Regions from separate parts of the Homo sapiens genome. Here region 2 is linked to region 1. The links are chromatin loops, found by intact Hi-C in ENCODE. Cell type or tissue: K562. All regions are shown on one strand. Region 1 overlaps NSD2 (nuclear receptor binding SET domain protein 2). Region 2 overlaps FGFR3 (fibroblast growth factor receptor 3).

Region 1 (5,000 bases):
TTTTTTGTGTGTGTGAAGGCATTAGAGTATAAAAGATACTGTACATTTGAAAAGCAGTTCAGAAGGAGTCAAGCCTGGGTAGATAACCCTCCAACTGAAAGGAGATTCAGATAATCTTAAAAGAAAAGGGGTCAAAGGAAGTGAGCAGAACAAAGAGAAGTGAGGGAAGGACAGAGTGCTAGTCAGACCACATCAGGAGGAGCTTATGTGTCAGCTGACCCACCCCTGGTAGGCGATGACCACCAGAGCTCTCTGTGGAAAGGCACAGGTCCCCATTGTCACTAATGAGGGACCTGTGGGCTGTGCTTGTAGTCTGTCCCAACAGTGTAGCTTTTGTTGTTGTTGTTTTGAGATAGGGTCTTGGCTCTGTTGCTCTGTCCAGGCTAGAGTACAGTGGCACAATCATAGCTCACTCCAGGCTCAAACTCCTGGGCTCAGGTCATCTTCTTCCTGCCTTGGCCTCCCAAATTGTTGGGATTACAAGTGTGAGCCACCATACCTGTCCCCAGCAGCCACGGCTTTAGCAGTCCTTGATGATTCATCATGGACTTGTTAAATGGTAACTGGCTATTATTGCACTTTCTACATTTTAGTTGTCATTTTTCTATGAAAATGAGCTCCTCCCTAAAAAAAAAAGAGTTATATATTTTAGTTCTTATTTTCTTAAATCCTCACATTGTCCCAAATTTGACCAGTGGGAGTTCTATTAAGTTCCTTTAAGTTGTATGCCTTTGACATGTCCCCGTCAGCCCTTGAGCACCTCTTTACGTTCTGGTACAACAAGATGTTCCAGGCTCATCTTGTACTGTTTTTCCCACCACCCCCCCCAACCCTAGCATCAGCCGTTTCTCAGAGAAGGCCTAGGTTCTTTGAGTACAGAATAGTATGTAGGAGCCCAGGTCTGGTCGCTGGTTGTGTTCATTGCTCTGGGAGACAGAGTTTGCAAGGGAAACTCTGTGCAGTAGGTCTCCAAGCAGTGCTGAGCCCTTGCTCCAAGTGGAGCTCTTGGGTCCATTTTTGATTCTCCAACACTTGGCCTGCAGCACCCCATGATGAGAATGAGACAGTGAGTGGTGAGTGTCGTTGTTTTGGAAGGACAGGGATGTGAAGAAGAGATAGCTCCTGCCGTGGAGTGGGCTGAGCATGGGTCCTGTGAAGCCAGTACTTTTATATTTTTCTATCCTCTATTCCTATCCTTTTTTTTTTTCTTTTCCTGGAGATGGAGTCTTGCTCACTCGTCCAGGCTGGAGTACAGTGGTATGATCTCGGCTCACTGCAACCTCCATTTCCCAGGTTCAAGCGATTCTCCTGTCTCAGCCTCCCGAGTAGCTGGGATTACAGGTGCACACCACTATGCCCAGCTAATTTTTGTATTTTTAGTAGAGCTGGGGTTTCACCATGTTGGCCAGGCTGGTCTCAACCTCCTGACCTTGTGATCCGCCCAACTCGGCCTCCCAAAGTGCTGTGATTACAGGCGTGAGTCACCGCGCCCGGCACCCGTTAAAAAAAAAAAAAATTATTTATCATGCTTGGGATTTATGGACCAGTTTGAATCCGTGTATCTTAGTAATATACTTAAATTTTGAAAACTGAGGTATAATATACATGCAAAAGTGAACATAACTCATAAGCTACAGCTCAATCTAGATTCTTTTGGAAATCAAAATTTCCTTTGGAAATCTTAAGTTAATGAAAGTCTTAATAGCATTGTTGTAATTTACAGCAGCAGAACCTGTGTTAGCTAGTATCTACCAGGGCACCTAGGTGGACTAGCAGCTTTTAGGCTCAACCTTTTTTTTTTTCGAGACAGTCTTTCTCTGTCACCCAGGCTGGAGTGCAGTGTCACAATCTCGGCTCACTGCAACCTCTGTCTCCCAGGTTCAAGTGATTCTCCTGCCGCAGCCTCCCGAGTAGCTGGCACTACAGGCATGTGTCACCACACCCGACTAATTTTGTATTTTTGCTAGAGATGGGGTTTCACCATATTGGCCAGGCTGGTCAAGGCTCAACCTTTTAAGTTGGAAACAGAAGATAACTATATGTTTTAGATATTACACTCACTGGTCTCTTTAGGTAACTGTGGTCTGGAATCAAGTAATTTTCTGTTGTGGAGATTTTTGTTGTCACCTTTTCTGTGTTATGGAAGGGAATGTTAGGAATTAACCCTCCTTGCTTTATATAGGAAAAAAAATGCTTCTGGCATTTTCTAAAAATATTGCAGGTAATCTGGCTTTCTCGTGTCTTGTGCTGTTTGATGGTATTATCTTCCTACTGATTTGTTTCTTGCTTGTTCTATTACTTGCTGAGAGATGTGTTAAAATCTCCCATGGGATTGTGGATTTGCTGTTTTTCTACTTGTAGTTCTGGCAGTTTCTGCTTTACCTATTTTGGGGCTCTGGTGCCCTCCAGAGACTGAACTGGGAAACTCAGGCATGGTCATGCTTGTCCTTTGTTTCCCAGGGAGCTCTGTGGTCTCATGTCGTTGTGACTTTGCTCCTGTGCTCCATTCTTGGCTTCCGCAGACACCTGGCCTTGTCTGCATCTTTATGGCTTCTCTTCCCTCCCTGGAGCTTTATCTCTGAGGCAGCCTTGTCTCTTGGTGGGGTTCATTTTGCATGCATGGAACTTAACAGGCTCCACAAAATCTGGAGAGAAACTCTGGCTTAGTTGAGCCCAGAGAGTCACAAACTACCTGTAGTCTAATGGGCTGTGATGGGGAAAAAAGGAACACAGTACAAAATTAGGTACCAGGACTGTTAGTAGAAGCCAGGTTCTCTTCGAAGGGGATGTAGGTGGGGAGGTCAGTGACTTGCATTTTTATACAGATGGTGATTAATGAACATCAGAAATTGCATAGGAAGAGGGCCAGGTGCAGTGGCTCATGCCTATAATCCCAGCACTTTGGGAGGCCAAGGCAGGTGGGTGACTTGAGGTCAGGAGTTCGAGACCAGCCTGGCCAACGTGATGAAACCCTGTTTCTGCTAACAGTACAAAAATTAGCTGGGTGTGGTCCCAGGCGCCTGTAATCCCAGCTCCTGGGAAGGCTGAGGCATGAGAATCGCTTGAGCCCAGGAGACAGAGGTTGCAGTGACCCGAGATCGCAGTACTGCACTCCAGCCTGGGCGACAGAGCGAGACGCCATCTCAAAAAAAAAAAAAAAAAAAAGAAAAAAAAAAAGAAAGAAAGAAATTGCATAGGAAGGGAGGATTACTAATAACATAGTACTGGGACAACTGGTTAATTATTGGTAAAATAAAAACAGTGAGATATTCACCTCTCAACTTGGACCAAAGGATAGTTCCTATGGATTAAAGAAACCCATAAAAATAGTAGAAAATTCGGTTATGTTATCCGGTTTCTAGATGGGAAAGAACTTCAGAATGTTACACTCATTTATTTTACAAACTTGGGATCAGATTACAATAATCTCTTCTGCTTTTTTTCCCACCTGACATGTAAGGAGCATTTATCTGTGTCATTATTTATAAACATGGTTTAATTTTATATTGTGTGTGCTGTTACAGGTTTTCTTTATTATAAAAATGCTATAACATACCTGTATTCATTTTCATTACTAAGAAAAGTTCTTACAAAGTTTTAAAGTAATGGAAGAAGTCACAAATCCCTTGACATATCCTTGAATCTTAGGTATTTTCAAATCAAAGAAGTTTGAACACTTAAAAACAAGTCAAATTGTACTGAAAGATTAATAGTGAAAAATCATCCCCTGCCTTCCTCTCTCCTCCCCAGAGGTAATTATTTTTATCTCTTTCATCATTTTCTTCTACTTCTAATACTTTGATTTCTCATGTAGACATTTTCTGTTAACTTTCTATCATGGAAAATGAAGATTGAACTCTTCAGCCATTTTCTATTTCTTTCCCCCCATTCTCCCCATATAATTAAGTCACTATTTGTAATAAATGAAAAATAAGTGTTTACATAATTTTGACTATGTAAATATCATTCAGTGAAAAACCAAGTTATGTTCTGTAATTGCATTTTCTTGTAAAACCTTTTGTTTCCCTTGGAATTAATTACTGCCTTTCTTTTGAAATCATACACTATGTTGTCCATACAGCCTTAATTTTTTTCAAGTATTCATCTCCTCATCCTTAAAACTCATCCTTATTATGAAGTTAGTTTCTCCTATTTATATATTTATATAGTTATTTTTTCTCCTTAAAAAAAAATGAAAACCTGGGTTTGAGTCCCATCTTCCCTTTCTGCTTCTTGGAACTCATCTTTTAACCCTCCTTCCTTACTACTTAGATTTTCTTTCTTTGTAAAAAAGTTGTTTTCTCTCATCTTTTCTTCCCTTGGAGCTCTCTCCTAGAATCTTCCTTTTTCCTGCTTGATTCTGGTTTGCTAGCACTCTTAACCTTTTGCACTGCAGTAAGCTTAGACTTTCTTTAAGCTGCTTTCCCTAGTTATTTACATTGTTTTCTGTAGTTCTATGTGGGCAGCAAGCCACCCAGGTGCCAAGGCAAGAGACTGAAGGCACAGGCTGTTCCAGTATAATAAAGAAAATACTTAAAATAAGAATAGTTATATTAGACATAGAATATAGACATGATTATATATGAATATTATTAATCATTAGTTTGTAGCATTACTCTTTATTCAAATATTATAACAATCTCTGTTCTACAATTATAACCTAGGAAAAACCAGGTCATACAGAGATAGGAGCTGAAGGGACACGGTGAGAAGTGACCAGAAGACGAGTGTGAGCCCTCTGTCACGCCCAGACAGGGCCACTAGAGGGCTCCTTGGACTAGCGGTAACGCCAGTGCCTGGGAAGGCACCTGTTACTTAGCCGACCTTGGTCTAGCGGTAGCGCCAGTGCCTGAGAAGGCACCCGTTACTTTGCAAACCAGGAAAGGGAGTCTCCCTTTCCGTGGGGGAGTTAGAGAAGACTCTGCTCCACCACCTCTTGTGGAAGGCCTGACATCAGTCAAGCCCACCCGCAGCCATCCAGAGGCCTAACCGTCTCCCTG
Region 2 (5,000 bases), 100 kb before region 1:
ATCCTGCCCCCCAGAGTGCTGAGGTGTGGGGCGGGCCTTCTGGGGCACAGCCTGGGCACAGAGGTGGCTGTGCGAAGAGGGGCTCGGTGGCACAGCGCTCACCCCGCCTCCCGCCAGCAGGAGTACCTGGACCTGTCGGCGCCTTTCGAGCAGTACTCCCCGGGTGGCCAGGACACCCCCAGCTCCAGCTCCTCAGGGGACGACTCCGTGTTTGCCCACGACCTGCTGCCCCCGGCCCCACCCAGCAGTGGGGGCTCGCGGACGTGAAGGGCCACTGGTCCCCAACAATGTGAGGGGTCCCTAGCAGCCCACCCTGCTGCTGGTGCACAGCCACTCCCCGGCATGAGACTCAGTGCAGATGGAGAGACAGCTACACAGAGCTTTGGTCTGTGTGTGTGTGTGTGCGTGTGTGTGTGTGTGTGTGCACATCCGCGTGTGCCTGTGTGCGTGCGCATCTTGCCTCCAGGTGCAGAGGTACCCTGGGTGTCCCCGCTGCTGTGCAACGGTCTCCTGACTGGTGCTGCAGCACCGAGGGGCCTTTGTTCTGGGGGGACCCAGTGCAGAATGTAAGTGGGCCCACCCGGTGGGACCCCCGTGGGGCAGGGAGCTGGGCCCGACATGGCTCCGGCCTCTGCCTTTGCACCACGGGACATCACAGGGTGGGCCTCGGCCCCTCCCACACCCAAAGCTGAGCCTGCAGGGAAGCCCCACATGTCCAGCACCTTGTGCCTGGGGTGTTAGTGGCACCGCCTCCCCACCTCCAGGCTTTCCCACTTCCCACCCTGCCCCTCAGAGACTGAAATTACGGGTACCTGAAGATGGGAGCCTTTACCTTTTATGCAAAAGGTTTATTCCGGAAACTAGTGTACATTTCTATAAATAGATGCTGTGTATATGGTATATATACATATATATATATAACATATATGGAAGAGGAAAAGGCTGGTACAACGGAGGCCTGCGACCCTGGGGGCACAGGAGGCAGGCATGGCCCTGGGCGGGGCGTGGGGGGGCGTGGAGGGAGGCCCCAGGGGGTCTCACCCATGCAAGCAGAGGACCAGGGCCTTTTCTGGCACCGCAGTTTTGTTTTAAAACTGGACCTGTATATTTGTAAAGCTATTTATGGGCCCCTGGCACTCTTGTTCCCACACCCCAACACTTCCAGCATTTAGCTGGCCACATGGCGGAGAGTTTTAATTTTTAACTTATTGACAACCGAGAAGGTTTATCCCGCCGATAGAGGGACGGCCAAGAATGTACGTCCAGCCTGCCCCGGAGCTGGAGGATCCCCTCCAAGCCTAAAAGGTTGTTAATAGTTGGAGGTGATTCCAGTGAAGATATTTTATTTCCTTTGTCCTTTTTCAGGAGAATTAGATTTCTATAGGATTTTTCTTTAGGAGATTTATTTTTTGGACTTCAAAGCAAGCTGGTATTTTCATACAAATTCTTCTAATTGCTGTGTGTCCCAGGCAGGGAGACGGTTTCCAGGGAGGGGCCGGCCCTGTGTGCAGGTTCCGATGTTATTAGATGTTACAAGTTTATATATATCTATATATATAATTTATTGAGTTTTTACAAGATGTATTTGTTGTAGACTTAACACTTCTTACGCAATGCTTCTAGAGTTTTATAGCCTGGACTGCTACCTTTCAAAGCTTGGAGGGAAGCCGTGAATTCAGTTGGTTCGTTCTGTACTGTTACTGGGCCCTGAGTCTGGGCAGCTGTCCCTTGCTTGCCTGCAGGGCCATGGCTCAGGGTGGTCTCTTCTTGGGGCCCAGTGCATGGTGGCCAGAGGTGTCACCCAAACCGGCAGGTGCGATTTTGTTAACCCAGCGACGAACTTTCCGAAAAATAAAGACACCTGGTTGCTAACCTGGCCCTGTGCTTTCTGTCTCCAGTTCTGGGATAGGGGAGGGAGGGGTCACTTTGCCAGGTGGTCCCAGTTGCGCGGGATGGATGCTGGCAGCAGCACCGAAAGTCACTGGTGGGCTGGGAGCCCCAAGAGCAAGGAATGTTTATGGGAGGGGCCTGGCGGAAGGGAGCAGGGTGCCTGGGGGTGCACTGCCCTGGCTGCTCCCAGCTTGTGGGTTCCTGAGGTGGTGGTGGTGGTGGGGAGGGTCCTTTCTCACTAGCTCTGAGGCAGACCTTCTCTCATCACCCCACTCCTGGCATCCGCCTTCCCAGTCAGCTGGGGAGCTTTCTGGGCATCCCTCTATGGAGCCAAAAGCAAGCAAAGCCCTCATGGGGCCCTGGGGGCTACACAGGCGGTCACTCTCCTCCAGATCAGCTCTCTGCCCTCCCAGGCCGGGCAACCAGTGCCCCCACTGCCTTGGGCTCCATCAGGGTCCCCTACAGTGATAAAGCACCTTTGGGCAGATGAGGTGCTGAGAACCCAGAGATGGAACCAGGCCCTTGCCCAAGTTCATAGCCCTAGCAGGGTGGGAGGACAACATGGTGAGAGCAAGTCTGGGAAGGCTTCCTGGAGGAGGTGTGCCGTCTCTCCTGACTCCCCACCACCCTCTTTGCTGTCCTCCCTTCTGCTATCCTCCCTCTCTTGTCCTCCCGTTTTTCCCATCTCTGCTGTCCCCACCTCTGTCGTCCTCCTCCTGCTCTCCTCCCCCCATCCCCTCTGCTCTCCCTACCTCTGCTGTCCCCTCTGCCGTCCTCCCTCTGCTCTCCTCCCCTCTGCTGGCTCAAGAGCAGGGTTTCCCAACCATGAGCTGCATGAACTCTAGCTTCTAAAATGCTCTGGCTACAAACTCACCTTTCAGGTCAGGGGGTACTGCTGGCCCGTTTCCTGGGCAGGCAAGGGTTTAACTCAACCCCATTCAGGGAAGCACGTGTGGGCGCAGGCCTGGTGGAAGTGGCCTTACAAGGGACTCTGCATCCCTAATGCCCCCACTTGCCCAGAAACCCTATGCTGGGCCCCAGAGGCAGGCCTGGCCATGGGACGCCTGGTGACAGTGGCAGGATGGGGAGGCCCACATGGGCCTGAAGGCTGAGGCCTGCAGGGCAGTGGGGGGACCAGGCCAACAGGCAGGCAGTGCCAGCATCCACACCAAGGCAGGCAGAGCATGGGGCTCGAAGCGCGGGCCGGGAGCGCCCCCTAGCGCTGGCTGGGCAGTGTCCCTGCTACAAACCCAAGGCCCCTCTCCTGTCAGGGCTCTGGTGGACCTCTGGTGGGCACAGTGGGATCCTGAATGGGTGCTGGGGACCAAAGGGCTGGGCCACCGGGAGAACAGTGGCCCATGAAGGTGCTGGTGGGCCAGCCCCCTCCTCCTCAGCGTGCTTCCTTAGCGACCCCAGATGGCAGGGCACAGTCCCTGAAGCTGCCCCACCAGGGGCTCCCTGGCTGCCTCCCCCTGTCCCATAAGGTGAGCCCATGAGAGACCCCAGCTGTCAGCACAACTGAACCTCCGCCATCAGGGTGCCCTCTAGTGGTTGGGTGTGCTCTAGGCTGGCAGGGTCCCCGCCCTTGCTGTCTGCTGATGGCTGAGGGGGACATGTCTCATGGGAGGCCCAGCTTCCAGGACACAACTGGTGGCTCCTGGGGTCACCAAGGGCACCTGGTTTGTTCACAGCTCTTTGGGCTGCTGTCCCCATGAGGGAGCACCTCCCACCCCAGCTGTGGGTCCATCATTTCCTCTGATTAATTAGGGCCTAGGGGTCAAGGGAGGCCCCGAGGGAGGACTCTCAGTGTGAACAAACCAGCAGCCAGGGCCGCAGAGAAGCCTGTGAGGTGCCCACAGGGCCTGGTCCCAGTGTGGGCAGAGCACCTAAGGGATGGCTTCTGTCCACTGAGAAGGGTCGGGAGCCAAGACACCACACTGCTATCCTGGCGCTGGAACCATCCACGCACTCCTGCAGCCAGGCCACGCTGAGGCAGGTAGGCACCCAGAGGTCCGGGCTGGGGGCTGCTCTCCATGGCCCCAGGCCATCACACATCCCTCAGGGCGTCTGGGCCCTGCCTGTGGGCTGGACTGCAGGCTGAAGGCCCTGCCTCATCCAGGACTCCCTAGGGCAGTACTCGGTGCTCTTTCCCCTCAGCGGCCTGAGGAGTCTTTCAGAAGAGCTGGCCCTCCTGGGTGACACCTCGGCGAGGGTCCCAGCCCCTAACCCCAGGACTCCCAAGAAGTCACTGAGGTCCCCAGAGCAGGGAGAGCATGACCAGGTGGCAGGGCCACTGGCCTGGAGAACGTCCCACACTGTTCCATGAGCAGCTCACGCTGTCACAGGACCTGGGGACGTGGGTCTCCTGACCCTGCAGGCCCATCCTGCAGAGCAGGAAGCGTGAAGCCAAGGGCTGAACCCATGGAGGGCGGCCCAGCACTCAAACCCCCAGGGATGGTGAGGCTCCTTCTGGAACTGGCCTCACAGCCACACGCGCCCCAAGGCCCAGCCCCTGCAGCCACGTGGACAGCTCTGCCGGCTTCCACTCGCTCCTGTGTGCCCAACGGTTCAGAAATATTATTACTCTGCACTGTTACAGGAACACAGATTTGATGTTTTAATAAAAATACGATTTCTACAAAAGGTGCTTAACACGGCCCAGGACGGGCTGTCCGGTGGAGTCAGCCGTAGGACCCCTGAAGGATTTACAAAGACAGAGCCGGCTCACCAGCACACTCCTGCCAGCACCGGGACCCACTGCGAACAAAGACAGAGCCGGCTCCCCAGCACGCTCCTGCTAGCCCTGGGACCCACTGTGAGCCACTGCGGGGTGTCCTTCATTTAAAAAAAGTCTGGACTGTGACACTGCAGAAGGAGTCTGAAAGCCCAATTCCTGAATCCCTGCGTTAGAACTGAGAGTTCAGGCCGGGCGCGGTGGCTCATGCCTGTAATCCCAGCACTTTGGGAGGCTGAGGCGGGTGGATCACCTGAGGTCAGGAGTTGAAGACCAGCCTGACCAACATGATGAAACCCCATCTCTAATAAAAACTTGCCCGTAATCCCAGCACTTTGGGAGGCCGAGGTGAGTAGATCACGAAGTCAGGAGATCG

The links. Hi-C counts contacts between places; a loop is a spot of excess contacts. Peaks named below come from ENCODE experiments on the same cell type or tissue, not always from the same donor. Only the 100,000 strongest peaks of a DNase experiment are listed, where the experiment ranks them.
Region 2: it touches region 1 in a loop (5-fold over the local background); 9 of 110 quality-filtered maps call a loop at or near these places.

What each region holds. Positions count from the first base shown.
Region 1 is chr4:1,908,443-1,913,442 of GRCh38, forward strand. The region is part of intron 3 of NSD2 (nuclear receptor binding SET domain protein 2); the gene reads left to right. Among named protein-coding and RNA genes, the nearest start is that of NSD2, 40 kb to the left of the region's middle. In K562, CTCF peaks have their summits at 2,407 and 4,754 (motif pointing right); a DNase peak (open chromatin) is centred at 2,419.
Region 2 is chr4:1,806,996-1,811,995 of GRCh38, forward strand. It overlaps FGFR3 (fibroblast growth factor receptor 3), which reads left to right. Exons shown (of 18, transcript NM_000142.5): 18 at 121-1,872. The coding sequence ends at 267. It overlaps LETM1 (leucine zipper and EF-hand containing transmembrane protein 1), which reads right to left. Exons shown (of 14, transcript NM_012318.3): 14 at 4,484-5,000. Among named protein-coding and RNA genes, the nearest start is that of FGFR3, 16 kb to the left of the region's middle. In K562, CTCF peaks have their summits at 3,119 (motif pointing left) and 3,462 (motif pointing left); DNase peaks (open chromatin) are centred at 3,136 and 3,436.